2 separate regions of the Homo sapiens genome follow, and region 2 is linked to region 1. A link is an interaction called in ENCODE POLR2A ChIA-PET data of the cell type or tissue named here. Cell type or tissue: PC-3. All regions are shown on one strand. Each heading gives the region's core, and the rest is flanking DNA. Links, peaks and the distances in the headings are about the cores only.

Region 1 (5,384 bases), core at 278-5,277:
GAAGGCAGAGTGGGGAGAATGTGGTTACTGGGCCTAGGGCCACAGCCCTCTTTGATAGTAGGAGTAGCTATTAATAGATCAGGGCCCAGCTTATCCAGCATTAGAGTCCTATCAGGTTTTGTACTGATCTCCACCATACAGGAGCACTGTGTGTGTGTGTGTGTGTGTGTGTGTGTGTGTGTGTGTAATTACACAAGTAATGCATGAATAGATTGTCATTCTGAAAATACCAGTGGTACATGAGTAGAGTGAAAAATGAAAGTTTTCCTTCACTACTCTGATCCCTTTCCATTCCTCTGCCTAGAGGAACCTTGTGAACAGTTAATTATGCAAATGTATTTGTTTCTACTTAAATCATACTGTGCATATTCTGCACCTTGATTTTTTGGGTCATCTAACAGATCTGTCCAGGTGGTACATGCATATCTACCTTGTGTTTTTTTAATTGGTGCATAGTATTTCATGGTTTGGAAATACCATGACTTATTTAATTATTTTCTATTAATGGACATTTGATTATTTTAAAATCGGCTTTTATGAAAAATGCTATAGTGAACCTACTTGTACATGTGTCTTTGTGTGCATATATTTCCATAGGATAGATACCTAAATTTTGAATTCCCAGATTGAAGGGTATGTACATTTTAATGATAGCTACTGCCAATTTTCTCACTGTATTTTTAAATTCTCCCCCCAGCAGCAGCATCTCTTTTCTTGTGTTCTTGCCCACAATGCATGTGATCAGTCTTTAACATCTTTGCCATTTGTTTTGTTGTTATTTCTGTACTCAGTGGTTCCTGCATTAGACTCTGTTCCTTTTAGGAGATGGACGGTGTCTTGTTTGTCTCTAGTGCCTACCACAGTACTTGCCTTGCTGTAGGTGTTCAGTAAACATGAGAGAGCTCATGTAGTCCCTGTCGTCTTTATTACATCCCCATTGCTTGAACCTAAGGATACATTATGAGGAAGCTATGCTGCGGGTAATGATACTGGAAATTTAAGAAATTCAGTTTACTTCTTTGAACACCAGTATTTCCTTCGCCCGCTTGGTAGATACACGTCTCTCAATTTGGAGCAGAGTTTCTGCAGGTTATGTTCACCATCTACATCTTAGGTACCTTAGTGTTACAGTTCATTAACTGGGTTTAAGACAATGTGATTTTATTTAAAAAAATCGGTAGTGTTTTCCATTCAGACAAAATGTATATACTATTTTAGTTTTAAAATCTGAGCATATGAAAATTGAAATTGTGCATAAAGAACTTTTTTTTTTCATGTCGAAAAGCAGTTAGGAAACTACATTGTGTTTTAACCTTGAGTTCTTGAATTCTCACTGGTGCAGTGTCTTTCGTAATTCTCTAGATCAGCGAGGTGAAATTAAGATGAAAATTGCTAGAGTGTATTCGGATGAAACTTTCCGGTTGAGATCAGAAACATTCAAATTTATTTTCCCATATATCCAATTGTCATTTTGATCGCATACCCAAAAATGCCTCTCTTCATTTGACTGCATTTGAGATTCAGTTGACAGTTCTCCTTATGCACCCTCCAATTTGCACTGCCTGATCTTTCTCCTAAACACCACATTGACTAGAGTGTGCTGTTTCCCTAGAAAGTCCTTTAATAGTTCTTCTCTTCATTTTTGCAGGGACAGAATTACTTAGTTTACTGATTTTCAACCTTTTTGGTCTCAGGATCTCCTTGTACTCTTAAATTATTGAATATCCCAAAGTGCTTAGAAAATTCTGGCAAATACAAGAATAGACAAGCACACATTTCATTAGCCATCAGGGCAGTGATGTCATCATGTCATGGAGCCCTTCAGAAAACTCCATTGTACACTCCTGAAAGAATGAGAGTGAAAAAGGCAAATGGTGTCTTAGATTTATTATAAAATAGTTTTGATCTTATAATTCCCTGAAAGGATCTCCAGCCACCCCGCTACCCCATCCTGGGGTCCTAGGACTACACTTTGAGAACTGCTGATTTACTTGGATGGAGGGAGCATCATGTTCCCCCAGCAGTGATTGCATTTAGGACTTACCAATTTCTGTGGCTTTCCCAGTGTTTTTGAACTTTGCTGGTCATTTGCTGATATTCACCCTTGTGGTTGAAGGAGAATATCCTGCTGGTCTGAAGCAAATGCACATGGGCAGCCTAGGAAAATATTCTCTGTCATATTAGATGGAATCGATGACCCCATCTCAGCCTGGGTTACTGTTTTAATATGTTGCTCTATTGCTTTCCCGTCACCTCTAACTTTATCCTTTCCCCCAGCTGTGAGTCATCTATTGCTGAAGGTATGCCTAATTCCTAAAGACAGTTCTCTGCAAATAGTAGTGTGTGCTTTAAATGAGTAGGCTCATGAGTAGGCTGTGCTTGGTCAGGCAAAACAGAAGACGACTGTTATAACAAACTTGAGGGTACATAGATTCATTGAGTACTTGTATGTGCCAGCTATTATTAGGCACTGTATATATATTATCTCTTTTAATCCTCACTATAGGAAGATAAGGAAATCAGGGTCTAGCAATAAGTTAGTTAATATTCTGTGTCTTCCTTGATCAGGTTGGGACACCACGCTCTGTGTTCCAGTGACACTTCTCTTGGTAGTACCAGGCATGCTTATAATTAATGGTTTGTAATAGATTATTTATATTTAATGGAGGCCAGAAACTGGGATTATTTTATCTGTTATATCCTCAGTGCCTAACACAGTGACTGGCACCTAGTATGTGCCTAGTAAATATTTGTCAATTCACTGTTCATGGCCACACCTCTAGTAAATAGCATGGCTGGGAGTATGACCCAGGTCAGTCTCATTCCCAAGTCCAGCATTTCTCACGGTATCTTGTTACTCACATAACACTGGACCCAGTATATTTTTGTAATATTTCCCTGCTTGCAGTTTTATTCTCTGCTTGTTTGTTTTATTTTGATAATTTTCTGACTTCCTAAACTTAAAAGCACTGGGTTAAGACCATATTTGGAAGAAGAATTTCAAAGTTGGAAGGAACTGAGAAGCACAGTCTATTCTACCATCTAACTCTTGGTATTTTTTTTTTTAATGTCATCCTTTATTAACTATCCCAGTGAGAAGGATCTAACTTTCCAAAGAAAGCTATTCCATCATTTGGCAGCTTTGACTCTTAAAATTTCAACTCAGAATGAGAAAGCATTTCAACAAATTCTTATATGAGATGTATCTAGACTCCTTAGAATCTTGGTTGTTTCCCTGAATTGGTTTCCACATCCCTCCTAAAAGATGGTTCCTTGAACAGATGTCACAAAGTTTTAGGGTCATTGAATCAGCATAACTCTGTATTGTCCTCTTTTAAGTACCCTAAAACCACCGTAGCACTTGTGGCAGCTGTTTTCATCTGTGCCCCCATTTACAGGCATCTCCCAAGTTTCTGTGTTGGACCAAGGCCTGCGTCAGGTGCTGGATGTCCAGAGATGAATAAGAAATTGTCTCTGGCAGAACTGGCTCATGTTCTGATTTGTATTACAGTTATGGTTCAATAAAGCCATCAAGTTCAGAAAGAAACACATGTGCCCTTATGAAACTGTATCTCTCCCAGCCTTTACATTTGTACTTGACTTTTTGGTTCATTGCAGTTTTCTGTGTGGATCCCAGGTATTTTTCCTTTGGTTAGATTTGGCACATCATTATTGCCTGTCAGGAACTTTTGAATTGATTCTGTCAGCTGCTGTGCTTACTGTCTCTTTAAGCTTTGTGTCATATAACATTTTTTCATTTTGCCCTTTATCTATCTTTGCTCATGTTATTGATTAAAAAAAAATAATAAAATACTTGATCTAAACAGGCCTAAGGACAGACCCCTCCAGGTGACTAACAATCGTTCAATTACTTTATTTATTTATTTTTTGAGACAGAGTCTCACTGCATTGCCGAGGCTGGAGTGCAGTGGCACGATCTTAGCTCACTGCAACCTCCACCTCCCAGGTTCAAGCAATTCTCCTGCCTCAGCTTCTCGAGTAGCTGGGATTACAAGTGTGCGCCACCACACCTAGTTAATTTTTGTGTTTTTAGTAGAGACGGGGTTTCACTCTGTTGGCCAGGCAGGTCTCAAACTCCCGACCTCAAGTGACCCGCCCACCTTGGCCTCCCAAAGTGCTGGGATTACAGGCATGAGCCACCACGTTCGCTGTCGATCACCCAAATCACCAGATCTTATACTGCACTCAGCACAATTTTTTTTTTTTTTTTTACTGTTTAGTGCCCAGTCTCCCTTGCCAGTTCTTCCAAGTGAACTGGAAAAACCTTTTGTCAGGTTGTTCTCCAGAAATCTTGTATACACTCACTCACATAAGGCAAATAAGCCTTAGAGGTTTGTTGAGGCCTTTGGGTTCAAGGATTATGTAGATCTCCTGGCCCATGGAATATTTGAATCCTTCTGCACCAGCCTTACTGAGTCATGATTCTGATTTAGCTTCCACACTTCAAGTGATCTAAAAAAATAATCTATTTGCAAGCAGAGAAGGAAGCCTTTTAAAAAAAAGGTATTGGGGGAAAATCTTGCTAAAATAGTTATGAAATTTACTTGGAATAATAAGTGAGAACAGGCAAGGAAACACTGAAAAATAAAAACAACAAGGGAGTTGTTTGCAGTAACACACATAAAACATACTATAAAGCTATAACAATGTGGAAGTGTGGTCCTGACTCAGGAATTTACAGACGAATCAATGAAATGGAGTGAAAAACCCAGAAACAGAATAAAGTACACATTAAAATTTAGTGTATGATAGATGACATTTCTTTAAATCTCTGGGGAAAGATAGATTATAGTATTGGAGCACTTGGCCAAACATTTGCAGAAAATAAAGTTAGATTTGTGCCCTATATCAATACATTAAAATAAATTTCAGATAGATTAAATATTTAAATATATAAACATAAAAATACATCATAAAATATATCTTCTTTTAGCACAGAAAATATCTTGCTCAGGATACATGTAAAATAGAGTTCATAAAGGCAAAGATTTTGCTACTTGAACTTTTTAAAACCTTTATGTCAAAAGGAAAAAAAAACCTTTATGTCAAAAAGCACAATGTACAAATTAAAGGGCAAACACTTTTCTCTGATTATTTTTTTTGCAGTGTAGGATAGAGATTAATTTCCTTAATATACGGTGTTTATAAATCTATAAACAAAGTGAGCATCCTAATAAGAATGGGCAAAGAAGAAATACAAACAGTAAACATTAGAAGAATGTTAACCATCTTACTATCAGAAATGCAAAATACAAAATGAGTTGTCTTTTCTATCTCAAATTGGAGGAGATACTGTTTGTGAAGAGGGTAAGGGGAAATAGGCACTTCATGCACTATTGGTACTTTTCTGGCAAAATATATCA
Region 2 (5,384 bases), core at 161-5,160, 140 kb before region 1:
GGGATGGGGTGGGGTTGAGTGGAGAGATGCATGTAGTTTGAAAGAGCACATTCAAAATACCCACTAATTTAATAACACCAACTCCATAAAGTCAAGCAGCGAAATTATTTCAGCTAATGGGCAGTAGCAGAAAACCAACTGGATTCATCATTGTGGAGAAGGAGTCTGGATAAACATAGTTGAAAAACACCGGCTTAGAGGTAGGGGCATGCCAACACATGGGGAACAGTAAGAAATGCGTGCCAAAGAGAAAGAACAATTGAGGGTCAGTGAGCGAATCCTAGGCCAGAACTTGTCACAGTCTTTTGAAAACCAAAGAGCGCATCCAGAAGAAAACCAAGATGGTCCGTCAACCTTCTTGGCCCTGTGGTTAAGAACAAGTTGATCAACTTTCAAATACTGAGCCAAAAGAAGAAAAAAAGCTGTTTGTGCCCCCAAATTCATCCACCAAGAAGTGATGTCATCATTTGCAATGCCATCCAGCTCTTGAGGAGAGACATCAGCATGGGGCCTGCTCTGTGGTTACTGCAGGGCTCCAATCTGCTTTAGCCACGTCAGCAGTTCCCTGCTCTGTTACATAGTGACTAGATCACTGCATCCGCCTATACAATCTTTACCAATAAAGACTCGAGGCACCATTCTTGCTCCTGTGAGCTGTTTCAAATAATCTTGAATCTCGTTGGTGTGGTTAGTAAGCTGTGATATTGACAGCTACTACTACTACTTCCAGAAGCCCCTGTTTGATGGGCAATTGACTGAGGATCTCTTGGGTCTTCCAGCAGTATGGGCAGGTGGGGTTGATGAACACAACCAGCTTCCCAGGCTGGATTTTGCAGTTCACAAACTATTGAGCCATGCCAATGGGCTGTGGTCTCCCTGGGAGGAATCCTCAGTTGCAGGCATTGCTTGGGGTATTGAGCTTATTTATTTCCTTCTTTCCTTCCTTCCTTCCTTCCTTCCTTCCTTCCTTCCTTCCTTCCTTCCTTCCTTCCTTCTTTCCTTCCTTCCTCCCTCCCTCCCTCCCTCTCTCTCTTTCTCTCTTTCTTTCTCTTTCTTTCTTTCTTTCTTTCTTTCTTTCTTTCTTTCTTTCTTTCTTTCTTCCTTCCTTTCTTTGTTTCTTCCTTCCTTCCTTCCTTCCTTCCTTCCTTCCTTCCTTTCTTTCTTCTTTCATCTCACTCTGTTACCCAGGCTGGAGTGCGGTGATGCAATCACAGCTCACTGCAGCCTTGAACTTCTGGGCTCAAGCAATCCACCCACCTCAGCCTCCTGAGTAGCTAGGACTACAGGCATCAGCCACCATGCCTGGCCAATTTTTATATTTTTTATAGAGACAGGGTCTTGCCATATTGCCCAGGCTGGTCTTGAACTCCTGGGCCCAGGCAATCCTGTCTTGGCCTCCCAAAATGTTGGGATTACAGGCATGAGCCATCGCGCCTGGCCCCTCCCAGGTCATTTTCCACATATTGAACCGGAGGGTCTTTCAAAACCATTCCAATGAAGCACCCTCCCTGCTAACCCCTGTCCCAAATCAAGACCCGTCAGCAGCTCTCTGGTGCTCAAAATTATAAACTTGCTATTCCAGACCTTTCCTAACCTGGCCCCTATGGAACTCCCCAGCCTCTGCATGATCTCTCCTTGCCTTGCAGGTTATCATCTAGCTGCCCTGAATCACCTGCAGCCCCCTGAACATGCCATGCTCTATTTACTCAACTGATATTTATTAAGCATCCACTGTGTGCCTGACAGTGTTCTAGGCATTGGGGAATTGGCAGACGACAATTCAGGCCAAGTCTCTTCTTTCAAGAATCTCTCCTCCAGGCCTTTGTACATGCTGTTCCCTTTGTTCGGAATGTTCCTTCTGCCCCGTTTCCTATCCCTTTTTCTCCTTTCACCTTGGTATCTGCCATCTTCAGAGCTGAACTGAGGCAGCACCTGCTTAGGGAGTCTCCCTTGACCCCAACCCCAGACTGTTTGGATATTTCCTTTACGCTCCTACAACCCCCCGGCTCCCTGAGCTTCCTCTAACCCAAACATGGATCTCTGAATTGTCACTGTTGGTTTATACTCCTAGAGTATAGAGTTTAGAGCTCCTGGAGAGTGGGACCTTGTCTGATTTGGTGGGACCATGTCTGTGTCCCTAGACTTAACAGCGTCTGGCACGTGAATTTGTTGAATGAATGAACGAATGAATGAATAACCATGGACTACAAAAGCAGGAAACACTTTTTGGAGGGAAATGACCATGCAGGTCTTGAAAGGGGCACCCAAGATGGTTCCAAACAGATATCAGAGGACTCAGGGTCCTTGTTTCCTCTGGCTCCCATTATCCTCACCCTCAGCATCTGGTGCTTCGCGATCTACTCCTACTGGCCTCTCCAGCCCTATTTATGCTTTCTCAACCCAGATCCAGCCCTTTGAGCCAAGTAGGATTTCAGATTTGGGCTCAGCCAGATCCTGGCTGTGTAAACTTGGAAAATAACTCCACCTCTCTGTGACTCAGTTTTCTTACCTTTAAAATCATTTAGATCGGGGTCCCCAACCTTGGGGCCAAGGACTGGTACGGGTCCGTGGCCTGTTAGGAACTGGGCCGCATGGCAGGAGGTGAGTATCACCACCTGAGCTCCACTTCCTGTCACATCAGCAGCAGCATTTCGTTCTCATAGGAGCACGAACCACATCGGGAACTGTGCACGTGAAGGATCTAGGTTCTGTGCTCTTTATGAGAATCCAGTGCCTGATGATCTGAGGTGAAACAGTTTCATCTCAAAACCATTCCCCCACCCGACCACCATTCTGTGGGAAACTTGTCTTCTGTGAAACTGGTCCTTGGTACCAAAAAAAATTGGGGACTGCTGGTTTAGATGATCTCTGCTTCCCAGGGCTTTTGTGAAATCTCCAGGCAATAACCCATGTAAAGCACGAGCCTCAGGGCTGGGGCTGTAGTCAGCACTCAATGAGTGGGTGCTCTTATTGTTATTGCTTATGCTGAGAGCTGTAGGGAGCCATGGCAGCTTTCAGCAGAGGTGGGAGTCATGGGGTTGGATTTGCTCCTCAGATCTCCAGAGGGGGCTCTGGGGAGGACAACCTAGACAGGGCAAGAGAGAAATGGGCTGGTGCAGGCTGGTAATTTACACAGCTCTCAAAATCAGATCATTAATGCTTTTGGCCAACGGCTATTGTAAAAAATTTAGAGTAAAATAAAAAATACAATATAATCTTCAGAGTAAATTATAAAACACAAAGCAGAAACAAATTAGACAGGCAATACAATCTCATTGAAGCAAACCAGTTTTCCCAGGGACAACTCTGGGCTGGGTCAGAAACCACTGCTGCTGGGCCCCCATAGCACTGAACAGGTGACAGGAAGAGTCACAAACATATGTGTGGCTTCTAGGGACTTGAGTTTCCAGATTCACTCTCTCTTTTGTTTAAAAATCGATTAAAAAATTATTGCAATGCAGGGTGCAGTGGCTCACGCCTGTTATCCCAGCACTTTGAGAGGCAGAGGTGGGAGAATCACATGAGGCTAGGAGTTTGAGACCTGCCTAGGCAACAGCAAGACCTCATCTCTACAAAAAGTTTAAAAATTAGCCAGGTATGGTGGTGCATACCTTAGTCCCAACTATTCAGGAGGCTGAGCTGGGAGGATAACTTGAGCCCAGGAGGTCGAGGCTGCAGTGAGCTATGATTGTGCCACTGCACACAATTACATATTCAATTATTGCTAAAGACATAAGATGAAAAATCTCCCTCCCACCCCAGGCTGTCAGTCTCCCTTTCACCAATAATAATGTATTGTTTATTTCACCTGAAAATTCCCATTCCTTTGCAAGTCCAGATATACACAAATAATTCCTTTGTTTCCAATACAGTTAATATTTTACACCCTGCTTTTTTTACTTCATGATGTGTCTAGGAGATCTTTCATGTTAGGGTTTGTTTGTTTGTTTGTTTCTGAGACAGAGTCTCGCTCTGTTGCCCAGGCTGGAGTGCAGTGGCGTGATCTTGGCTCACTGCAGTCTCTGCCTACCGGGTTCAAGTGATTCTCTTGTCGCAGCCTCCTGAGTAGCTGGAATTACAGGTGTGCGACACCCCACATGGCTAATTTTTGTATTTCTAATAGAGACAGGGTTTCCCTATGTTGGCCAGGCTGGTCTCGAACTCCTGGCCTCCAATGATCCACCCCCCCTCGGCCTCCCAAAGTGTTGGGACTACAGGCATGAGCCACCATGCCCGGCCCATATTAGTTCTTTTAACAGCTGTATAATAATCCAGTATGTGAACAGACCATAATTTACTTAACCAGACCCTACTAATGGATATTCAGGCTGTTTCTTCAGTGAGTTTGTAAGAGAAATTTCTGGAAGTGAGGTTGATGGTTAAAGGATACAGGCATTCTTGATGTTGGTAAATGTTTCCAAATTACCCGCTTTTAAGGGGACACTATTGATGCTCTCTCTAGAGCCCATTGGATCTTTTACATTTGGGGTGCTTCCCCCGACCTCTGTGTGCTTTTTTTTTTTTTGAGACAGAGTCTTGCTCTGTTGCCCAGGCTGGAGTGCAGTGGCACGACTTCAGCTCACTGCAACCTCCACCTCCTGGGTTCAAGTGATTCTTGTGCCTCAGCCTCCTGAGTAGCTGGGACCACTGGTGTGGGCCACCATGGTCTGCTAATTTTTGTATTTTTGGTAGAGGTGGGGTTTCCCCATAATGGCTAGGGTGGTCTCGAACCCCTGGCCTCAAGTGATCTGCCTGCCTCAGCCTCCCAAAGTGCTAGGATTACAGGTATGAGCCACCGTGCCTGGCCATGCGTTGTTGTAAGAGAAGAGTTCATGCCTGTGACCTTCGTTGGAGGCCTGTTCTTCAGCTACTGGAGCTGCCTTGTCCATGGAACGAACCTGAAATGCCTGGCTGTTAAGCCCCACCTTGGGGGACTTAGTCAACAACAGACCGGGACAGGAGTGTGAAAGCCCAGTTTCCTTGCCTGGAGACTGTTTTACACTCCAGAGCTCCCTGTGGGATGTGGCTGAGGCTGGGACTTTGCTGAAAGTTTCACTGGGGCAGGCGTACACTCTAAGATGGCCCTAAGGGGCTTGCCTTCTGGCACTCACACCCTTGTGTGATCCCTTCCCTTTGAGTGTAGGCTGTGATGTGATGTCACTTCCAAGATTAAGTGATAAAAAGACCATGGGGGGCTGGGCGCAGTGGCTCATGCCTGTAATCCCAGCACTTTGGGAGGCCAAGGTGGGCAGATCATGAGGTCAGGAGTTCAAGACCAGCCTGGCCAACATGGTGAAACCCCATCTCTACTAAAAATACAAAATTAGCCAGGTGTGGTGGCGGGCACCTGTAATCCCAGCTACTTGGGAGGCTGAGGCAGAGAA

The links. Peaks named below come from ENCODE experiments on the same cell type or tissue, not always from the same donor. Only the 100,000 strongest peaks of a DNase experiment are listed, where the experiment ranks them.
Region 2: POLR2A ChIA-PET joins it to region 1 with 5 read pairs; 2 of 35 experiments call an interaction of 5 or more read pairs at or near these places.

The regions. Positions count from the first base shown.
Region 1 is chr20:37,738,932-37,744,315 of GRCh38, forward strand. All of the region lies in intron 3 of CTNNBL1 (catenin beta like 1), which reads left to right. Among named protein-coding and RNA genes, the nearest start is that of CTNNBL1, 48 kb to the left of the region's middle. In PC-3, for the core only: no CTCF peak of the experiment used is centred there; a DNase peak (open chromatin) is centred at 2,330; H3K27ac peaks cover 2,308 bases.
Region 2 is chr20:37,602,330-37,607,713 of GRCh38, forward strand. It overlaps the pseudogene GLRXP1. Among named protein-coding and RNA genes, the nearest start is that of LINC00489, 18 kb to the right of the region's middle. In PC-3, for the core only: no CTCF peak of the experiment used is centred there; no DNase peak of the experiment used is centred there; H3K27me3 peaks cover 3,699 bases.